Regions from separate parts of the Homo sapiens genome. Here regions 2 and 3 are each linked to region 1. The links are chromatin loops, found by intact Hi-C in ENCODE. Cell type or tissue: IMR-90. All regions are shown on one strand.

Evidence for each region. A loop is a pair of places that touch in the nucleus more often than their neighbours do. Peaks named below come from ENCODE experiments on the same cell type or tissue, not always from the same donor. Only the 100,000 strongest peaks of a DNase experiment are listed, where the experiment ranks them.
Region 2: a loop joins it to region 1, with 5 times the contacts of the local background. A loop is called at or near these places in 10 of 110 quality-filtered maps.
Region 3: it touches region 1 in a loop (5-fold over the local background); 104 of 110 quality-filtered maps call a loop at or near these places.

Annotation. Positions count from the first base shown.
Region 1 is chr4:147,862,942-147,870,941 of GRCh38, reverse strand. It overlaps ARHGAP10 (Rho GTPase activating protein 10), which reads right to left. Exons shown (of 23, transcript NM_024605.4): 6 at 5,986-6,096; 7 at 4,126-4,230. Among named protein-coding and RNA genes, the nearest start is that of MIR4799, 84 kb to the right of the region's middle. RefSeq lists enhancers at 2,790-3,466, 3,467-4,144 and silencers at 3,965-4,014, 3,813-4,037. In IMR-90, CTCF peaks have their summits at 3,953 (motif pointing right) and 7,431 (motif pointing right); DNase peaks (open chromatin) are centred at 3,971 and 4,911; H3K27ac peaks cover 396 bases.
Region 2 is chr4:147,152,673-147,160,672 of GRCh38, reverse strand. No RefSeq gene overlaps it. Among named protein-coding and RNA genes, the nearest start is that of MIR548G, 190 kb to the left of the region's middle. In IMR-90, no CTCF peak of the experiment used is centred here; no DNase peak of the experiment used is centred here; H3K4me3 peaks cover 757 bases; H3K27ac peaks cover 589 bases.
Region 3 is chr4:147,704,841-147,712,840 of GRCh38, reverse strand. No RefSeq gene overlaps it. Among named protein-coding and RNA genes, the nearest start is that of ARHGAP10, 23 kb to the left of the region's middle. In IMR-90, a CTCF peak has its summit at 4,488; a DNase peak (open chromatin) is centred at 2,640.

The DNA.
Region 1 (8,000 bases):
ACACACACACACAGTCTGTAGTTTTGGTATTCTACTTTCCTTAGAACATTGCGACAAAAATATTTTGCCCATATTCTTAAATACTTCCTACCCATTCTTGTTATCTTCTAGGGACTCTTTACAAATCCTAAAATTTTGCACACTGTATTTCCTTCCAGGAAGAATTCTATTCTAGTCTCTTCTTCCCCACATTCTTCGGGAGACAGAAATCACAAAAGTGCAAAATTAGTTTCTTAAAATATTCTTTAAATTTGAGGCAATTTCCAAATTTCTTCTGGAAAACCCATTTCCTAAAAGCCATCTTGCTGCTTTCTTGATTTCCATTTATTACTCTAGATTATAGAAAATGAAGACTCAATTTCTCAAAAAAAAAAAAAAAGTCTAGCCACTTTTACAATACAATAGGTATTATCAGATGGGGAAAAATAGGTTTTCGCTTTTAAATACCTTTTACCTTTTTCTGATTATAAAGTTTTGCTTTTTTACTAAAATTAAATACTTAAAAGATGACCAAAATATTTATGATGTTATAATGCAGAGGCAGTTAACATTTGATTATGTTTCCTAAAATACATATATGCGGCCGGGCGCGGTGGCTCACGCCTGTAATCCCAACACTTTGGGAGGCCAAGGCAGGCAGATCACGAGGTCAGGAGATCAAGACCATCCTGACTAACACGGTGAATCGCCGTCTCTATCAAAAAATACAAAAAAATTAGCCGGGCATGGTGGCAGGTGGGACTACAGGCAGAAGGATGGCATGAACTAGGACTACAGGCAGGAGGATGGCATGAACCCGGGAGGCGGAGCTTGCAGTGAGCCGAGATTGATTGGGCCGCTGCACTCCAGCCTGGGTGACAGGGCGAGACTCCCTCTCAAACAAACAAATAAATGAAACACACACACACACACACACACACACACACACACACACACACACACAAACTGGGACTTTTTTCAACAATATGTTGTTTTATATACCCAGCATTTTCTCTTTATTATAATAAAAAACTGACATCAAGGAATGAGATGAATGGCCAAGAAATGAGCAAATTACAACATCACTGAGGTATAGCAGATGATACAGAATGAGTGACCTGCTTTTCATAAGTGCTTGTGTTTCTGATAAAAAATTAGCTAAAAGCTAAAATTTTGAAGAACAAAGACGCCACCTAGATCAGGTGTTCTCAATACTGAAGGTGACGCAGAGAGAAACTCTGAGTTGTAAGAGTGTTTATTAAGAAACAGCCAAATAAAATCAAGAGAGGAATATTTAGAGAAAAAGTTGAGAATGTAGGGAGATTTACTGATGACCACATCCTTAAGTGACAGAGAATACAAAAAAGGCTTTTTTTTTTTCAATAAACTGTCATTTCCCCATTTCTCTACAGAAAATGATCACTGTTGTCAATTGTGTAAGTTCTCAATATATTAAGGATTCCAATCAGGTCATTTTGTGAAACATTTCAAATGATAGCTTAGCTTCAAGGTTTGCTCATAAGATTTCCAGACAGAATATTGCTCATTCCCATCTAAATATTTAATGCCTCTGAAAGTTTTTTGGTTTATATAAGGTAAACAGACGCCCCCCCAACAGGTGTGTTATAAACACACTTCCACAAATAAACGAGCCGTGCAAGGAGTTTCACTCAACATCCCAAGAGACTGATGTTTCCCCACAGCTCACCCCAGAGTCTGAGGCAGAGAGCTGGCTTCAGGGCATTCACCTATGCAGTCCACAGGGCCCTGCGCTCAGAAGAGCTTCTGCTTGCTTTAATGATCAAATGCCTCTGATCTGAAACTCTTAATTATCTCTAAATAAGGGGCACTATCTTCTTCATTTTACCTTGATTCTAGAAGTTGTATATACAGTCCTGCCTGAAGGTTCTCATTCTGGCCAGCCCTGCACTTAACAGATGAGGTCCAGACAGACAAGGTGAATTTCCACAGATTATATAGCCAGTAAGCAGAGGGGAAAACATAAGTTATAATCTCAAGCAGGGGTCCCCAACCCCCAGGCTGCCGACAGGTACCGGTCCATGGCCTGTTAGGAACCGGGTCACATGGCAGGAGGTGAGCGGCAGGTGAGCCTGAGTCCACCTTCTGTCAGATCCGCGGTGGCATCAGATTCTCATAGGAGCATGAACCGTATTGTGAACTGCGCACGTGGATCTAGATTGTGCAGTCCTTATGAGAATCTAATGCCTGATGACCTGAGGTGGAAAAGTTTCATCACGAAACCATCCCCTACCTTCTCCCACCCCCACTGCATCTATAGAATTGTCTTCCTTAAAACCAGTCCCCGGTGCCAAAAAGGTTGGGGACCACTTACGTGAACTATCTACTGTTCTTTTTACATAACTGTTTTCTGCTGCCTGCAAAAATATTCTGAATAATCTCAACATCAGCCAGGCATGGTGGCTCACCCCCGTAATGCCAGGATCTTGGGAGGCTGAGGAAGGAGGATCACTTGAACCCTGAAGTTTGAGCAGCCTGGGCAACACAATGAGATGCCATCTCTACCAAAAAGAAAAAAAATTAGCTGGGTGTGCTGGCATGCACCTGCAGTCCCAGCTACTCAGGAGGCTGAGGCAGGAGGAGTACTTGAGCCTAGGAGGTTGAGGCTGCAGTGAGCAGTGGTTGTGCCACTGCACTTCAGCCTCAGCGACAGAGTGACACCCTGTCTCAAAAAAAAAAACAAAAAAAACTCAACAACATTAGACTCAATATTCTACTACCTGCAGGGACAATTTTGGGGTGACTAGAATGAATCCACACATACCCATTTTGGATTTTTAAGTTTTGTCACATTATAGTCATACCACATATTTTATAACTGTTTTCACAAATTGTGAGACCACAGCAGCAGAAAAAGAATCTACTCCAGAACTCTATCATTAGCCCAGCTGAATGTCCAAACAATCCTCAAATACAAGTTGACACATAAATTATAAAAATAAGGTTTTATCAGCTACACTCCTTAGTATAAGGAACTGTACATAAAAAAAAAAAAAAGTTAGAAACAAAATCTACACAAAAGGTATTCACTCTCAACTTTTTTTTTTTTTTTTTTTTTTTGAGACAGAGTCTCACTCTGTCGCCCAGGCTGGAGTGCAGTGGCACGGTCTCGGATCACTGCAACCTCCACCTCCCGGATTCAAGCAATTCTCCTGCCTCAGCCTCCCGAGTAACTGGGATTACAGGCGCACTCCACCACACCCAGCTAATGTTTGTATTTTTAGTGGAGACAGGGTTTCACCATGTTGGCCAGCATGGTCTCAATCTCTTGACCTCGCGATCTGCCCGCCTAGGCCTCCCAAAGTGCTGGGATTACAGGCATGAACCACTGTGCCCGGCCCACTCTCAACTTCTAATTGTGAAAGAAATGAAGAGCAGGCAACAACCACAGCTTCCCATCCATCTACCTGTGTGTCTTTCACTATGTGCTGTGAGTCTGTCACAAAGCTATCTCACTACATTCCTAATGAGACCTCAAATTACACTCAACATACCCTGACCAGCTTGTCAGTGAGGACGCTTCCAGGATCAACTAGCACTGAGAGGAAAAACATATACCACCTGATCAAAATGACATATAGTGTACTGCTTAATAACATTCTCCTAAATCTCTTTATCCGAGACCTGGCAGAAAGCACACATTTTCCAAAGGAAAATATTCAAGACCAATAGCAACTGTAAACACCAATGCATTAGTAAATATGCATAAAATGTAGGGAAGAAATTCTACTCAAATGATAAGCCTATCTGGGAACAAAAATCAAGATGCCCAGTTAAGTAGTGCATTATAAATTCAATGCCTTAAAGTGGAGTGCTCTTTTGTCTGTAGCAGACATAGCTGATTTAGAGTTAACATAACAAAGCTTATCCTTAGAATTGACCCAGAAACTGCAGGAAAAGCCGCCAGGTGGCAGAATTTCCCAAGCCTCAACCAACTGTAGAGCAGTTGGTCACACCAAGAGTTGACCAGCAGGTGGCAGCATACCCTCAGTTTCTCAGTACAAACAGATCAGCATTGTCTTCATTTAATTAAGGCTTTTCATACAACACACAAATGAAAAATACTTTTCAAACATCTTTTTATAAAGAAAGCTTTCACTTCCTTACATTCTGAATGTTGATCTGTAGTTCCATTTTGTAGTGATTGAAGTCTTTGGCAAGTTCATGGCCCTGATGATAGAAGGTAAACATCCCCTGAAAAAATGACAGCATCTAAGACACAGGAAGAAAAGAGATATTAGCACAAAAAAACTCAGGAGAAAAAAAGAATCATATAAACAACCAAGTGTTCCCCCCGCCATCTCACTGTTATTCCACTGAAATAAACTGATTAAAGGGAAGTCACTAATATTCAAGTAAACACAAGTACATATTATCTATTAATTGGTCTTTATAGAAAATGATGCTTTTTTCCCTTAAATATCACAGCCATTAGACAGCTTATATGGCATGTTCTGCAGGAAAAATTGAATTATTAAGTCATCCATTTGTCCTCTTTAGTCAGGAGAATCCCAATATTTGTAATTGAAATCTTATCACTATAGGTTGACACAATCTTTAAGAAAGTAAAATCACAGAATCAAAGAGCTCCAGGCTCTCCCCAGCCACATCCAGCAGACTGCAACCCCTGTGTTTTGTTGACAAAGATATTCCATGACTTGCCAGGGGCAGCCTCAAACCCGTAATTAAACCTTTACTTTCCTACCAACTCCCAACCTGTCTCTGAATTAGAGGGCTGTTGCCTCTGCTCCACATGTAAGTCAATAAATCTAGAAGTAAAAAGAAGTGATCTGGGGAGACAGTTAAGGAAATCTTGAGATTCATTTTCTTCCAAATGCCACACCGTGGGTGGTTAGGAATCTGGGGCTCTGACACCCAGCAGGCTCCATTCCCAACGTCAGCCATGACCTGTTATGGGACCTTAGGCAAATTACTCAGCCTTTCTCTACTTCTATTTCCTTATCTCCTCATTGAGTTATAGTGTGGAATAATGAGTTCGGTACAACACTTAGAACAATGGCTTGAACAGAGACTGAGCATTATAAATGCCCAATAAAAGCAGGCCATTATTATTATTTCACATTAAAAAGAAAGCTTTGAGGAGGTTGAGTTTTTCTCTAATGGTTTAGGTTAATGACTATCGCTCCAACTAAACCATAGCTCCACAAATGCTCATTTTTAATCATTACTTGGTTATTCTTGTTTCTATAAACCATACTCACAATGAGTAAATTGTATACTGTGTGAATATTATCTTAATAAAGCTGTTTAAGAAAAAGAAACCATTCAATAAGTCGATATTAAAATTAAAATGAATCCTGAGAATGAGATCCAGTGTTTTTTTGCTGAAATCCACATGAAATATCCTTTACATTATGATATATACATTCATGTGCATACATCTTCATATATAAACAACTGAAGCTACTAGAAAACATCTATATAATCACAAACAAAAATCATGTGTTTCTAATATAAGTAAAAAGAAATGTTAGAGTAACTCACAAAATTGTCTCAAATGTTCCATATCCTGCTTCTAAACTTAGATTGCCATAAGCATTGTGAATTGTGTTTGAAGTCATGTTACAAACGATTGTTTAAAGTACCAAAGTTTGAACCGGTATAAACAACCCATGTTCACTCATTCTAGTATAAATTATTTCAGAGAAATTTTTAAAAGATAGAGCTATAGGCTAAGGTGGCAGAAATTGCACATGGTTGCCTTCCTTGAGATCATGTAGCAATGGGAATATTACGTGTATTATCAGTGCAAATACAGCTGAGAACCACTGATTTAGAGGCAATTCCTTGACTTCATGGCTATCTGTGTCTGCCCTTTTTAATATGTCTCTTTCATGTTTATGCACTATGGCCTCTAGTAACTATAAACCATAAATCAGATCTAGGAAAATAAATACTTATCTTACATTGCAAAAATCCACCAGCAAACAACTTGGCAATACTCACAGGTTCCACAAACTCAAACTTCTTTCTTTCTTGGATTTCCTGCAGCTTACACACATACTCGAGAGACAGTTCATAGAAGTGTTGCCGGTTCTGCTCTACTTGGATATCTGCCTATGTTAAAATCACAGAGGTTAGTCAAACTGGAGATGGTGAAAAGTGAAACGCTACATCAGAGGTCATCACACTGTGGTCCATGGGCCAAAATACGGTGTGCTGCCTGATTTTGTAAATAAAGTATTGCAACACAGGTACGACAATTCATTTATGTATTGTCTGCAGCTACTTTCCTGCTGCAACAGCAGAATTGAGCAGGTGCAACAGGAACTTTATGGTCCACAGAAGTCTAAAATATTTACTATCAGTTTCTTTGCAGAAAAAGCTTGTGACTCCTACTCTGTTTGTTGAAGTTGACCCCCAAGAACTGAAGATCAAAGGGACTTCTCTTCTTGAAAAACTCACCCCAACCACAACTGATGCCCCAAGGCTGAACCACATGCAATCACAATCAACAAACATTTCGATGAACAAATCCTCTAGGAATAAAGTCTGCCTGAGAAAGGGCCCAGCACCTCAGCGCTCAGGGAGTGATGGCGGCAAGTGAGAAGGAGCCAGCCATGGCAGCATCTCAAGAACCCGGCTCTCAAAGGCGGGCCAGGGCTGGACGCCCATCTGCGGCCCTCAGAACGTCTGATCCCCTGGGAGAGAAGGGGGCACCAGCTGGTCAGGACGCTATTCCAAAAAAAGCTTCCAGCTTAGCTTGCCTAACTAGAAAGGAACTGGGAGAAGAGCAGGACTCCACAGAGAATAGTGGAGAGAGAACTCATGTCCAAGAAACCATTCTTACTAGGTATCATGTGATATTTTTCCTAACTTAGCTAATTTTACTCTTAAAAATATTTATCTGGGCATTTCTCCAGAGAGGATATACAAAAGGCCAATAAGCATGTGAAAAGACACTCAACATCGCTCATCATTAGGATGCAAATCAAACTCACAAGGAGATGCCACCTCACACTCACTAGGGTGGCTACTGTACAAAAAAGAAAAGTAGTGGTGTTGGTGAGGATGTCAAGAAACTGAAACCCTTGTGCATCATTAGTGGGAATGCAAGATGGTACAAGCACTGTGAAAAATAGTGCTTTAAGTAAAATAATATTGAAACATAACGTGTTACTAAGCTAACATGAACATTTCTACCTAACACTCCTCAAAATCATATTTTTGTGGCTTCATTAACCAGAATTCAATAGTTCAGCCACCAGCAGTTAACAGGCACAACTCCCAGCAAAAAATTAAAATAAATTTTTCCCTCAAATGAAAAATAGTATTACCACATGACCCAGCAATTCTACAGCTGGGCATATACCCAAAAGAACTGAAAGCAGAGACTCGAACAGATATGTGTACACCCCTGTTCATAGCAGCAGGGGGCAAAGTGACCCCAATGCCCATGGATGGATGGATGAGTAAATAAAATGTAGCCAATCCATATGTATAACAGAATATTATTCAGCCTTAGACAGGAAGGAAATTCTGATACATACTACAACATGGATAAACCTTGAGGACATCAGGCTAAGTGAAATAAACTAGTCACAAAGGGACAGATACTATATGATCCCACTCACATGAGACACCTAGAGTAGTTAAATTCATAGAAACTGAAAGCAGAACGACGGCTGCCAGGAGCTGGAGCAGGGGAGAATGGAGAGTTATTGTTAATAGGTACAGAGCTGCAGTCTGGGAAGATTTTTTAAAAAGCCCTGGAGATGCATGGTGGTGACAGTTGCAAAACAATGTGAATGTACTTAATACCACTGGGCCATAGACTTTAAAATAAAATCATACATTTTATTGAAATTTTATTCACGTTTTATAACCAAAAATGTGTTGTTTTTGAAAAGCATTTAACACATTTGAAACACATTTCAAAATGTAATAAAAACCATTTCAGCAAATACTTTAATATATATTACTAAGCTAAAATGAGAATTTCTACCTAACACTCATCTGAA
Region 2 (8,000 bases), 710 kb after region 1:
ATACCTTATCTCCTGATCAAATATTTTCAAAATTTTTACCTCCCAGGATTTAGGTTTTCTTAAAAAGTAAACTTAAAAGTCTCAAAAATAATTGTCAGATCTCATCAGATATCCGTATTTATTTATTGATCATGTAATTAAAAGGGAATAATATAAATGAAGGAAATAAAATTAGGTCTAAGAGGCTACAGGGAGTTTACGAGAAACACATGGAATATTTTTGTTTTTAATGGTTGTTTAAAATGATATGGGAAGGGTGTCCCTTTGCCTAAGCTTGAGAATAAATATTTATATTAAATTTTTATTATTTTGACTCTATAAAAACCTGTTTTCAAGGTGATTGAATTAATAGCACACAACTAAAAGTTAATTTGGTATTGTGCGTTTACATGTGTTTGTGTACAAAAGCTAGTTGAAAAGTGGAAGGATTTAGTTAATCATAGCTATGTGTTTGGTTCACATGAAATTATAGACTGTGAGACAGTTGGCATTGAAAATAAGTTTATTATTTCTAGATAGATGACACATTCTCCTTTGGTCCCACTATAAGTAGGGGCTGGTGTCTATGTTATTGTCTCTAGTCAAGAAGGGGATTATTAGTGACATGTCCTTTGCAAATTGGTTCATCAATCGTCCCCAGAATTTATACTATTGACCTTGACTTCAAATAAACAAGATTAATACTTTTCTGTAAAATAAGGTTGAGATTTGAATGTGTTTCTCGATCTCTTCCAAACCAAATCTTAGACTGACTAATGTTTAAAAGCTTACTAATGAGCCCTGTCATTTCAATATATTCTAATTATATATTATTGCTATGAATTATTTTTGAATTTGTATATATGTTGCAAAAAAGTTCAGAAATGCCAAAATATATAAATAGGACAATAATATATATATATATTTTGAGACGGAGGCTTGCTCTGTTGCCCAGCCTGGAGTGCAGTGGCGCGATCTCGGCTCACTGCAAGCTCCACCTCCCGGGTTCACGCCATTCTCCCGCCTTAGCCTCCCAAGTAGCTGGGACTACAGGCGCCCACCAACACGCCCGGCTAATTTTTTTGTATTGTTAGTAGAGACGGGGTTTCACCGTGTTAGCCAGGATAGATTTGATCTCCTGACCTCGTGATCCACCTGCCTCAGCCTCCCAAAGTGCTGGGATTACAGGCATGAGCCACCGCGCCCGGCCTAATATTTTATTTTTAAAATATGTTGACATTATAATTTATTTTAAATGGCCCATAGTTTTCTTATTTGAGCAGAATTAGTTAGCAAAAATAAATAACTAATATTTATTGTGTGATAATTCTGTGTGAGACAGTTTTTAGTTTTCATATGTAGTACCTAATGTAATGTTCCAACAATCTCATAAAGTACTATTATCCCTAATTTTGCAGGCGAGAAAATCTACAGAAAGTTTGCCCAACATGATACAGTAAGTGGCTACATGAGGAGGTGAACCCAGGTTACGTGACTACAAAGCCTGTCTTATAAGCAATGCAAATTTAAAATGGTAAAATCTACGTGTGGACCGATCATGAGCCATACCTCAAAACACACAATCCAGACATATGAAACTGCTTAATTAAAATCAGTTATAATAACTGGAAAACATTCTCTACCATCAATGAATTTTACTAGTATAAAATGTATTTAAAACAAATCAGAAATCTATGTATATTTTGATAATATGAAGTCATCATTTTTTTCATACTTTAGTTTATCCTGGGAATTTTGAGCAACCAGAAATTGGTTTAGAGAAGGAATTTCTTCTTTACTTAAATCCTATTCTAGTTCCAATCTTTTCAATTCACTGAACTTAAAAATAATTGCTATCCATATTTTCTCACTAGCAATAATTGCAGTTCTGGAAATGTATTAAGTGGTTTTATTATTTTCTAAATCCTGCTTGCATTTCTTTTTCCCAGTTGAATCCACACCCAAAGCCGTATCTTCACCCCACCACAAACTATTAGCTTTAGAAAGGAAAAGAAAAACCACAACAAAACAGTGTGTGTGTACCAAAGACTTATATGTGCATAAGCAAAAGCAAACAATAGCATTAGCAGGAACTCGTGGACATTCCAGGGAAGGGGAGGAATTAGGCGGGGGAGCGCGCTTCGTTCCCTCTGATCTGATGCACAGACAGACACGGACACGGTTATCCCCTAGGGTCTGGAGGGCTGTCAGGGAGCCCTGGCTCAGTCTTGCTGAGTGACAGGCCCAGGGAGCCCCGACTCCCCGCTGACCCCGCTCGGCGCCTGCCTCAGGACGGCCGGGAGCTGCCGGGAGGGGCCGCGGTGCCTCCTGACAGCCAGACGCCAGGCACAGCTCTGGGGCAGAGGGACGCAGCTCAGGGGGCCCTCTGAGAAGGAAGGGGGCGTCGCTTCAGGGAGAGAGGGAACGCGGCGCTTCACGGGGCTCAGTTTGTGCAGTGCCAGAGTGGCGGATGAGGCAAAGATGATACTAGGAATGCAGCTGCTGCCCTCTGAGGATACAAACTCGCCCCTGATTGGCAATAGAGCAGAGAAGAGCCTTGTTTTCTAACTAAAATCTGTAACTCCTGGTCTCAAGCAGGGCATCAAGCCATTCTACCCAGGCAGTAACTAGGGTTACTTAATTGAAACAGCAAATACTGACTTGAGGCTAAGGTGTGCCATCTACTGTTCTAGATACTGGGAATATGGAGCTCTCAGAAAGCTGACAGTTTATAGAACTGGGTCTTTTATATCTTATCCTCTTCCCACCGCCCAATTAGCATGGGACCTGATGCGTGTAATAGATACTTGGTCATGTTCATTGATTGAATGAGAGCAGTGAAAGGTGCCAGGGCAGAGGGGATTGCCCAATGACCCAGCGATGAACCTGGTGGATCACTGTGTTTCCAGGTTTGCCAGCAGTGCTAAGATGGGTTTTTCTCCCACCTGGCTGCTGCTTCAACCTTCTCCTGATTTCTTCTCTTCAATCAGGCAGCTTAGGTGAGCCTCTCCTTTCAGTTGCTCAGATCATGATGGAGATGGATGTTCTAACAGCTGGTAGTGGCCTCTGAAAAGCCAGAGAGGAAATCAGGTGAATTGGAGAAAGACTTGTATTTTGAATGCCCAGAAAAGAGAGAATGGAGTAAACAGACAAGAGTGCAGGAAATGAAGAAAGTGGCAGGAAATACAGATGGATGAGGACAGACCTCTCCTCGGCAGTCAGACGGCTGTGCTGCCTTCCATCCCAGGGGGGCTCAGAAATAGGATTCCAGAATCTATTGGCAGAGGCCTGCAAATGACTTTAGCTGGGTAGGTCTGTTTCCACACAAACTACTCATTTTGCTCTTTGCCTATTAAAATGTAAACCACTGTGTCCCTTAAAATGTATCACACTTAAAAATGTTCCTGTAGCAGAGCCAGTTTCAAAGATGAACAGTTGTACCTCAGTGGTCAAGGATGCCCGTGGCCACTCACAACTCCTGACTCTGTAATATGAGGGGCTGGAAACTGCTTCCCATCCATCTTGCCCTTGTAAACCATTTGGGCAGGCTGCAATGGCTACTCCCACCAGTGTACTAGTACAAGTTAGGATCACTTCGACAGTTGAATTTCATGGTAGGGAGAGGTTATGGGAAATTTCCTCGGCTGCAACCATGAAAACGAGAATTGTGGTTTGGATTTTTGTTGTTTGCTGTTTGCCAGTGAGAAATAAGGACTGTATTTCTCCAGACCAAGTCTATTCCTGATAGTTTGACAATTAGGATCAGGGATAATGAGAACCATGTCTGCGGAAGCAGAACAGCCAATCTCCTTGTATGATGGGCCTTTCCCCTTTCAGAACCTGATGTGCTGCCACAGCCTTTTTTTTTTTTTACCCCCTGCCTGAATGGTGAGCTCTAAGATGGCTTCAGCATGTGAGACACAAAGATCACATCCAAGACTTGTTTCTGTGGCATGGATGAATCCTTTATCAGATGCCAAAAGTAGTTCCTGTTTGTATACATGGGTCACAGCAAAAACTCTTGGGCTAGTGAGTGAAAGTGTATGTTTTAGTCTTAGTGCTTTAATCTATATATTGTTTTTTTTTTCAGAAATGTTAGCTATATGAGTGCACTAAGAATGCTACAAAATTTGGGCCTATTTTTCTCGATAATTAACAAAACTACATGAGGCTATTTACATTTTGGTTGTTATCCTTCCTCTGAATAGTAGGAGGCTTCTCATTCTGGGCTCTGAAAGGCCCAGCTGATGAGATCTGATGAGATCTGATGAGATCTGATGAGATCTGAAGGGCCTGTGCTGCCGCAAAGCCACTCATGTACATGGAGCTCATAACTTTTCCTGGCTGTTGACACATCTTGGCATGTGAGCAGATTGAAAAAGCCTTGTTCCACAGCTCAATATTAAGATGGATGTTACTGAACCACAAGGTTAGGGGAGTGTGATTAAAAAGAAAAAAACTAGATTTGTGTAGGCTGGGTCTAGGCAACACTAGGAAAGATGTAAAGTTTACCTTTATCGTTTTCCCTTTTGTGTGTCTTTCACTTGCTTTGCCAAAGTAAAGTTTAGGGGTGTGTGTACATATTTGTGTGAATGTATGTATGAGTCTCTCTGTGTTTGTCTACCAATGAGTTAAATCCCAGTTATCCAAAATGAAAACATTCAGCCTCTGTCTTCAGTGTATTATTGATAAAGCATCTACAAATCTTTAGCTAAGGATGGTTCTGTAATGCCATGGCCATTGCAATGTTACATAAGAAAGGTGTCTATGTTTTTCCTCAGTTAGGTAATGTCTTTTTAATAATCCCCAACTCTGATATGTCATGGTTTATTTTAGTTAGTGTTCATTTAGAATCTCTTTCCTAAATGGCAATTAGCAGCACTTCTAACCCTTTCTAAAAGGAAAATATTCAAGTAATGCCTAAGGGAAAATACTGACCAGGGTAAAAGGTCAAAAGAAGAATACTCTGCTATGTTGAACTCTCAAGATCTGTTGACTGACCTGAGGTGACCATTACACAACTCACAACCATGAAGAACAAGGAAATTCAATCAAGAAAGCACTTATTGCAGAAAACCTTAAATGTAGACAAATTATGATTAATTTAAAAATATTGATGAAACTTATAGGCAAATTGTAGCAATATTTCAAAAATTTCTCATAATTGTCCGTTTATCTACCTACCTATTTGTTTCTATATGATGGGTATGATAGAAGTTGACATTCCTCAAAGTATATTCCATCTGCAGGATGCTCAGGGCGAAGTAGTTCCATAGTAAATAATTTTGGGACTTACCACCTGCTTATGTCTCTCTTATTAAGACAGTCAAAGGACTCTCTTACATAGAGAGTTCTGAGAAGTTCTGCAGTAAACAAGCCTATTAAAATTTATTCAGTTCAATGTTCTTCAAGTGTACTTGACTCCAAATCCTTCTTTACAACGATACCTATTTTGCATTCTCTTTTTCTTATCAATGCAAAAAAACAGATGAATCTGTTTTAACAGGGAGCTAACTTTTACTAACATTGATGCACACACACAATTTTAAACAAAATTTTTAAAGAAATCTTAACAGATCAATACTTATGGAACAAAAATTTTAACTTATAAAAATTTCTTATAGATTTCTAGGTTAGATATATATATGTGTATATATATGTATATACATATATATGTATATATATGTATATACACATATATATGTATATATATGTACGTGTATATATATATATATATATATATATATATTTTTTTTTTATGAGATGGAATCTTGCTCTGTTGCCCAGGCTGGAGTGCAGTGGCGTGATCTCGGCTCACTGCAAACTCCACCTCCCCGGTTCACGCCATTCTCCTGCCTCAGTCTCCCAAGTAGCTGGGACTACAGGCGCCCGCCACCACGCCCGGCTAATTTTTTTTTTTGTATATTTAGTAGAGACGGGGTTTCACCATGTTAGCCAGGATGGTCTCGATCTCCTGACCTCGTGATCCGCCTGCCTCGGCCTCCCAAAGTGCTGGGATTACCGGTGTGAGCCACCGCGCCCGGCCTCTAGGTTATATATTTTTGTGGTTAATTTGTAGGAATATTTAAAGGAGCTCATACTTCTTATACTATATGTTAAATTAATAAATCATTTTGAAGCATATAGAATGATGGACAATATTCCTGCCAAAAATACCTGAAAAAGATCTTTTCCTTATCTCTCACCCTCTCCAGCCAAAGAAAACCTCAGAGCAATTCTTGTTATGAATGTATATTAATTCTTAAACAATAAGTAAGCCATATTCCTTGGTCTATCTAAGAACAATCCGCTATCGCTAACTAGGGTTAGCAAGGAATGTAAGGGTTATTTATTTATTAGAATATTAAATAATGTAATTATTTCAAAAGGTTAATAATGATAAATCATTGAGAAAGATTTTGAAAGCCCATGATAAAAATTAAGCCTCTGTTTGTGTATAGCTCTGTGAGCTAGGACTTGAAGAATAATTATTTAACAAGATAACCAATGCCCACCTCAAATCAATTGCCAATCTCATCTTTAATGGTGAAAAACCATGGGAAATAAGAATGTCTTTCATTACCATGAACATTTCCATTTCAAACCAATACAATAAGAAACAAAGCAGAAACAAGAAACCAACCAATAATAATATATAATAAAACACAAGATTATTATTATTTTCATATAATATGTTAATCTAGGAAAACAAAAAATCATCCCACCAAATTTTCCAATAGTTCAGATAATTGGCTAGTATAGAATAAATGTGGGAAAAATGTCAATAGATTTTTCTCTAAATTCCTAAAAACACTCTATTATCTGAAACTGAAGACCTCACTAACAATATCAACAACAACAAGCAAGAATCCTACATAAAGAAAACTTTAAAAGTGTACTGAGTGATTTTCTCTTCCATAAATGATGAGTGGGACAAATGAAGATATAATCTGTTCTTGAAGAATAGATTTATTCAAATAAATATATCTATTCTTCCTTTTAATTTAAAGTATTAATGAATTCTAATTTAAAAACCTCAACGTTTCTTTCTTAACTTGGAAAATATCTTGACATTAATTTAGAAAAATTAATATGCAAGGAAGAGCTAAAATGTTTTGAGAAGAAAAATAATGGCTTAGAAGATTTTATGAGATATTTAAACTTGATTTGAATTCCTGGTAATTAAAATAATATGGTATCAGGAAAAAAATGGATAAGCAGATGAATGGAAAAATACATCAGCTTTTAAAATTGTTGCAGTACAATAGTGTTACAGGAAATTATTAAGGTTAAATACAGGAAGTATTTAGGGTCAAATAAATGAAACTATTTTAAAGAGGTTTTCATAGCTGTATAAACATTACGTAACCTTTATTTTGGTCGCATATATTGGGAATCTCCAAGAGGGGGATTTAATATCCCATATTCTCACAATCATTTAAACATGAAACTTTTTATTTTAAACTAGCTTATTGCTGGAACCATTATTCTTTGAAACATTGTTTGTGAAAGGCTGGCAAAACCAATCTAGAAACAGCAAATATTTGCTAAATAAATAAGAAAATCTTTTGGTCTAATAGCACACTATAAAAGTTTATCTCCTCATCGAGTATTCCTTGTTAAACCCTAAAAATATTTCTTTTAGTTTAAAAGGACAACCTTCTCTTATATCTCACAAATCCACTGTTAGTATAATGTCCAATTTCTCCTTTGCGCTACTATATGGCCACGCTAGGAGATACCATACAGCAGCATTTATCATTTAGATGTTAATAATTATTTCTAATTACTAGCTGTACTCCTAAAACATGAAAACAATATCGGAATATAATTGCACAAGAGAGATTCTTACCTAACAACTATGTATCAGTGAAGTTCCAAAATAGGGCCTGAGGAGAAGGTTAATTCATTCTAGGCATGGTTTATTAAGAGGGTCCCAAGAACAGTTGATAAGCCTTCAAGTTTGGGGATTCTCTAGCTGAGGGTCCATGCCTGTAGGATTCCTGGCAATTATAAAATTA
Region 3 (8,000 bases), 160 kb after region 1:
GATTGACCAGCACATTCCTTTATCACTTAGTTTTGTCATAAGGCATGGAGGCTGCCCCTTAAAATCCACGTTTAATAATGAGAATATAAAATTTTACAAGACTTTTGTTGCAAAACTAGAACTGTATTAGAACACAGCCACTTTGCTCTTTTGTAACATAAAACAGAATTTACCAATCAACGGTCCCCATGAAAGATGGAAAGATCTGATTATGTGCTTATGAAAGCTTAAGACTTTTTTTTTTTTTTTTTTTTTGAGACGGCGTTTCACTCTTGTTGCCCAGGCTGAAGTGCGATGGCACGATCTCAGCTCACCACAACCTCTGCCTCCCGGTTCAAGTGATTCTCCTGCCTCAGCCTCCTGAGTAGCTGGGATTACAGGCATGCGCCACCATGCCTGGCTAATTTTGTATTTTTAGTAGAGACGGGGGTTTCTCCATATTGGTCAGGCTGGTCTCGAACTCCCGACCTCAGGTGATCCACCTGCCTCCACCTCCCAAAGTGCTGGGATTACAGGCATGAGCCACCACGCCCGGCCAAAAGCTTAAGACTTTTGTTGTTTTTTGGGGTTTTGTTTTCTTGGATTTTTGGGTTTTTTTCCAGACTATTTTGGCATTCTTTGAAAAGAAGTTAAAATTCTTTTCAGAAGAATTTTCAGTAGAGACAGAAAAGTAGAAATTGCTAACATAAAATACGAGTTTCTCATCAGTATCAAAGCAACATTAACTGTAGGCTTACTTGGTGTGTGTGAAATAAGAGGAATGTCTGTTTTGGTCACCTCCAAAGAGATGTATATCGTGTATGTTTATTGAATTTAAAATCTGAATGTAATGACAGATTAAAAAAAAAACAAACCTCTAAAGAGTATAACAAAGAGACAATCATCCTCTCCTGGAGCTGTATTCAAATCTAAAGTGGAATTTTCTGAATTTATACTGTGGTTTGCAATTTAGAAATTGAGAATTCCTAAGAAATTTAGGAATTTCTTAGGAAGAAAACTACCCTGAAGTCTAAGCTGTTGCTGTTTTATTTGTGATAGTTAATTTTAAAACTATACTTAGCACAAATATGGAGTAGATATTTCATTGCTTTAAAAATGGACATGCTTTTCTAATTCAATAAGTGTAAAAAATAAAAATAAAATTGGACAGACTGCAATCTGTCTAACTACATAGGGGCTGAAAATTGCCATTATCAATAGATTAGATGATCAATGGATTAGATAATGGCAATTTTCGGCCCCTATATAGTTAGGGGCTACTTCAGTGGTATTTGCAATCACACAGAAGTAAAAGGAGCACTTGTTTTCAATACATAGTCATCAAAACTACACAAATAATTAATCCTGAACAAACTAAACTGCTGATATTTGACATTAGGTACTCCCTGCGAATTTAAAGGGCTTAAATAAAGAGGGGATAGGCCAGGTGTAGTGGCTCACATCTGTAATCCCAGCACTTTGGGACACCTGAGTTCGGGAGTTTGAGACCAGCCTAACATGGACAAACCCCATCTCTACTGAAAATACAAAAGTAGTTGGGTGTGGTGGTGTGCACCTGTAATCCCAGCTACTCAGGAGGCTGAGGCAGGAGAATCACTTGAACCCAGGAGGCAGAGGTTGCGGTGAGCCGAGATCATGCCATTGCACTCTAGCCTGGGCAACAAGAGCGAAACTCTGTCTCAAAAAAATGGTCATAATAAAAATAAAAAAAAAAAAGATGGTATAAATACTCACTGGTATATTGAGGATAAATTTCATGGACTCTTTATGTCCTTAGTACTGCTCTTGGTTGCTAAGCCTCTGCTATGGTTTGAATATTTGCCCCCTCCAAAACTCATGTTGAAACGTAATCCACAATGTGGCAGTATTGAGAGGGCCTTTAACAGGTGACAGTCTCTTAAGAACTCTTCCCCTCATGAAATGATTAGTCCATTCATGAATTCACAAATTCATGGCTTAATCGATTAATGGATTTTCATGCAAGTGGGACCAGTGGCTTTAAGAGAAGAGGAAGAGAAACCTGAGCTGGCTCAGCTCCTTCACCGTATGATGGCTCTTTTAAAAAAAAAAGATAAATTAGGCCAGGCGCAGTGGCTCACGCCTGTAATCCCAGCACTTTGGGAGGCCGAGGTGGGTGGATCACAAGGTCAGGAGATCGAGACCATCCTGGCTAACAAGGTGAAACCCCGTCTCTACTAAAAATACAAAAAATTAGCCGGGCGTGGTGGCAGGCGCCTGTAGTCCCAGCTACTAGGGAGGCTGAGGCAGGAGAATGGCATGAACGCAGGAGGAGGAGCTTGCAGTGAGCTGAGATCGTGCCACAGCACTCCAGCCTGGGCGACAGAGCGAGACTCCTCAAAAAAAAAAAAAAAAAAAAAAGATAAATTATAAAAAGGCTTTATTTAAAAAAAAAAGATATTCATTTTCAGGTATTCTGTTAAGCATAGAAAATGGACTAAGTCAGTTCCTTTCCCACAGAAACTTAACCTTCTATGAGAACTTTGCAATTTACATATTTAAATTAAGTTGGTCCAAGGTTTCGCCCATCTTTCTTTTCCTTCTTTTTTCCTGGGGATTTATGTTGTATAGACCTCAGAGGCATCTGACTCAGGATGTGCTGGCATGGGCCATTCCCGCTAGCCTTTGGCGGTCAGCCCCTTTCCCTGCAGCTCTGTGTCTGCTAGCCTCACTCCCACCACAAGGCCCTGCCCACTTTTACCCACTTCTGTATTGCTTTGGTGGGGAGGCTTCTGAAACTGTGGGATGTTCAGTGTCCTGGAGAGTGGGGAGGAGTATCTGTTTGAGACACCTTCCTCCGTGTGTGGTGAGCGGGGGCCTCTCAGTGAGGCCTGCTGGAAGCAAGGCGAAGACCCTCTCTGCTCTAAAGTCTTCACTATCCCCCTGGGGAATTTCCTGCCTTCTTAGCTGATTGAGGAAAGTGGGAAGGGGGTACAGTTCTTTCCTGGGCACCTACCAGCATCTACATTCTAGTCACATTGTTAGAAAGGGGTCCCAATCCAGACCCCAAGAGAGGGCTCTTGGATCTCACGCAAGAAAGAATTCGAGAGAAATCCATAAAGTGAAAGCAAGTTTATTAGGAAAGTAAAGGAATAAAGAATGGCTGCTCCATAGGCAGAGCAGCCCCGTGGGCCGCTGCTTGGGCTGTTCTTATGGTTATTCTCTCTCTCTCTCTCTCTCTCTCTTTCTCTTTCTCTCTCTCTCTCTCTCTCTCCCTCTTTCTTTCTCTCTCTCTCTTTCTCTCTTTCGAGTCTCACTCTGTTGCCCAAGCTGGAATGCAGTGGTGCAATGCAGTGAGCTCACCACAGCCTCTGCCTCCAGGGTTCAAATGCTTCTCGAGCCTCAACCTCCCAAATAGCTGGAATTACAGGCACGCGCCACCAGGCCCCATTAATTTTTGCATTTTTAGCAGAGACGGAGGTTTCGCCATATTGGACAGGCAAATCTCAAACTCCTGACCTCAAGTGATCCGCCTGCCTCGGCCTCCCAAAGTGCTGGGATTACAGGCGTGAGCCACTGTTCCCAGCCTTATTTCTTGGTCACATGCTAAACAAGGGGTGGATTATTTATAAATTTTCCGGGAAAGGGGTGGGCAATTCCCAGAATTGAGGGTTCCTCCCCTTTTTAAATCATATAGGGTAACTTCCTGACATTGCCATGGCATTTGTAAACTGTCATGGCACTGGTGGGAGTGTCTTTTAGCATGCTAATGCATTATAATTAGCATATAATGAACAGCGAGGATGACCAGAAGTCATTCTCGTCACTGTCTCGGTTTTGGTGGGTTTTGGTGGGTTTTCACCAGCTTCCTTACCACAACCTGTTTTATCAGCAAGGTCTTTGTGACCTGTACCTTGTGCTGACCTCCTTTCTCATCCTGTAACTTAGAATGCCTAACCTGTTGGGAATGCAGCCCAGTAGCTCTCAGCCTCATTTTACCCAGCCCCTATTCAAGATGGAGGCACTCTGGTTCAAATGCCTCTGACAACATGCCCTCAGATTCTCTTTCAGCAAGTTGAACTTTTATTTTCTTTTGGTAAACAACTTCATACCTCCTGATGATTTGGTTTATGGTATAATCACTCCGCCCTGAGTCCTCCCAGCTCTAACTTATTTAGAACTTTGAAAACTTGTTTCCTCTCTTAAAACAAAACAAAACAAAACAAAACAAAACAAAAACCTGGCTCTTATAATAAAAAGCCTACTGTTTCACCTTTGATTTTAAAATTCCATTCAGAAACGCAGTTGTCATCTTCGTTCTTGGCTATGTCACCCTTATCCTGAAGCAACCAATTGCTTTGATTTAGTGGGTGAAGAGGGATGCCTGGTGGTTGGGAGAGAAACTGTAAAACCTGTGAAGAAGAGAAATAGTAATTATGATATCCGATTGTATCCCACTACATTAATCAGGAAGTGTGTTTATTAGCAAATATGTGATAAATGGCAATCAAGGGTGATACAGGCCCCCTAGTGGGCATTTGGAACTGTGCATGACATTTCTAGTCACAGTGACTTCGGGATTTAGTGGCATTTAGTAGGCATAGGGCAGGGATAGTAAATATACTGAAATGTGCAGAACAAGTCCATATACAATGTCAATAGCTCCCTGATAAAAATACGAAAAACATTCTTCTCTGCTGGGGCTTTTCCAGTCTCTGGCCCCATCCATGTTACTATAGGACACAGCCCCAGGGCCCTCTGCTTAGGCATCAGGTCCTACTTGCTTACTTCTGAGACCTGACTCTTCCTCTCCACAATTCCCTGGGACTAGCCTGACTCCCCCACACCGCCCCGCCCCATAACATCTTTGTGTCTGTCCAGCCTGAGTTGTTTGGGAGAAAAGCAAGGTGTCTCACCAGGAGGTATGTTTAGGTGTTCTGTCCTTTAACTTCAGGTTCCTCTTGTATCCTAAATCCATGAAGTGGCTTAAGGATTTTGACTCTGAACTTGCTTAGCCAGTTTCCTATAGAAATGCACAGAAATGGCCGGGTGCGGTGGCTCAACCCTCTAATCCCGGCACTTTGGGAGGCCGAGGCGGGCGGATCACAAGGTCAGGAGATCGAGACCATCCTGGCTAACACGGTGAAACCCCGTCTGTACTAAAAATACAAAAAATTAGCCGGGCGTGGTGGCAGGTGCCTGTAGTCCCAGCTGCCTGGGAGGCTGAGGCAGGAGAATGACGTGAACCCGGGAGGCGGAGCTTGCAGTGAGCTGAGATCACGCCGCTGCAGTCCGGCCTGGGCGAAAGAGCGAGACTCTGTCTCAAAAAAAAAAAAAAAAAAGAAATGCACAGAAATTATTCTCCTGGTTCCCACTGTCATTCCGATCATTGCTATGTGCAAGAGAAAAATGTGAAAGATCTTAAATTTCAGGCTGGGCGCAGTGTCTCATACTTATAATCCTGGCACTTTGGGAGGCCAAGGTGGGCAGATCACCTGAGGTTGGGAGTTTGAGACCAGCATGGCCAACATAGTGAAACCCCATCTCTACTAAAAATACAAAAATTAGCCAGGCGTGGTGGCACGTGCCTGTAGTCCCAGCTACTCGGGAGGCTGTGGCAAGGGAATCACTTGAACCTGGGAGGCGGAGGTTGCAGTGGGCTGAGATCATGCTATTGCCTGGACATTCATGAAAAGAGATCAAAATATGAACACTAACAGGAGTTTGAAAGAAGTTCATTTCAGTCCTCATAGATGACTTTGGGGGGATGGGTTCAAGACTTCATTAAAGGAAGTCACTGTAGATGTGGTGGAAATGGCAAAATTGGAAGTGGAGCCTGAAGACGTGACTGAATTGCTGCAATCTCATGACAGAACGTGAACAGATGCTTCTTATAGATGAGCAAAGAAAGTGGTTTCTTGAGATGGAATCTACTCCTGGTGAAGATATTGTGAACATTGTCAAAATGACAACAAACCATTTAGAATATTTATGAAATATTATCTAAATATTCTAACTTGGTTACTAAAGGAGCAGCAGAGTTTGAGAGGATTGACTCCAAGTTTTAAAGTTCTACTGTGAGTAAAATGCTATGAAACAGCATCATGTGCTACAGAGAAATCTTTCTCGAAAGGAAGAGTCAATTAATATAGCAAATTTTATTGTTGTCTTATTTAGAAATTGCCACAGCCACCCCAACTTTCAGCAACATCTACCATGATCGATCAGTCAGCAGCAATCAACATTGAGGCAAGAGCCTCCATGAGCAGAAACTGCGACTTGCTGAAGGCTCAGGTGATGGTTTGCCTTTTTTTTTTTTAGCAATAAAGCATTTTTTAATTAAGGCATGCACGTTTTTTTAAAGACATAATGCTATTGCATACCTAATAGACTACAGGGTAGTGTAAACATAACTTTTTTTTTTTTTTTTTGATACAGAGTCTTGCTCTGTCACCCAGGCTGGAGTGCAATTGTGATCTTGGCTCACTGCAACCTCCGCCTCCCAGGTTCAAGCAATTCTCCTGCCTCAGCCTCCCAAGTAGCTGGGATTACAGGCATGCACCATCACGCCCGGCTAATTTTTGTATTTTTATTAGAGATGGGGTTTCACTATGTTGGCCAGGCTTGTCTCAAACTCCTGACCTCAGGTGATCTGCCCACCTTGGCCTTCCAAAGTGCTGGAATTACAGGCATGAGCCACTGCACCTGGCCAGAAATTTAAGATCTTTCACATTTTTCCCCCTGGCTGGTCTTGAACTCCTAGGCTCAAGTGATCCTCCCATCACAGCCTCCCAAAGCGCTGGGATTACAGGGGTAAGCCACCACACCTGGCCTAAAAATGATATTTTAAAACAATAATGACCAGCCTGGGCAACATAGGGAGACCTCATCTCTACAAATAATAAAATTAAAATTAAAATTAAAATTAAGATGTCTTTTTTTATTATTGAGGTATGATGAAACCAACAGAGCAGGAGATGATTTGCAATATAGTGTCAACCTAAAATAGTCAAAAAGCTTAGGATCTAGTTAAAAGAGTTTATTTAAAAGCCAAGTGTGAGGGCAGCCATCTGGGTAGCAGAGCTACACCAAAGAATGGTGATTGGCACTTGTAATCCCAGCTACTCAGGAGGCTGAGGCAGGAGAATCACTTGACCCTGGGAGGCAGGGGTTGTAGTGAGCCGAGATCACGCCACTGCACTCCAGCCTGGGTGACAGAGCACTACTCTGTCACACACACACACACACACACACACACACACACACACACACACAAAATGGTGATTAGTTGCTGGGTGCCGTGGCTCACACCTGTAATCCCAGCACTTTGGGACGCCAAGGCAGGTGAATCACCTGAGATCAGGAGTTTGAGACCAGTCCGGCCGACATGGAGAAACCCCGTCTGTACTAAAAATACAAAAATTAGCTGAGTGTGGTGGTGGGCCCCTGTAATCCCAGTTGCTTGGGAGTCTGAGGCAGGAGAATTGCTTCAACCCAGGAACCTGGGAGATGGAGGTTGCCATAACCCGAGATTGCACCACTGCACTCCAGCCTCGGGGGGGAAAATAAAAGAATGGTGATTAGTGACCTGATGTGGAGAAAAATGAGAAATGAGGATGGTTTATATAGGCAAAATAGAGGTGTTGAACAAAATAACATTTTCTATATGAAGACTAACATATAGATATGAGATTTGATGGGCTACTATTGATTACACTCTAACAGGGTTGTTTAACATTTTATTGTAACAGTCATAGGGTCTCTATTTTTACAGCATTTAGTCTAGGTTTGAATTAAGAATAGGGATTCTGGTTAATGTATAACATCTCAACACAAAGTTTAGAAAGCAATGGTCATGCACCACAGAAGAAAAACAGTCGTGTTATGTGAGTCAGCTTTTAGGGTTTAACTTTTCTCTTTATCAAAATAAATTTGGAAGTCCTACACTTTTATTTATTTATTATTTAGTATTTATTTATTTTACAGTAGGTTCATTGATGGTAACAAATGCATTACTCTGGTATGGGATGTTGATATTAAAA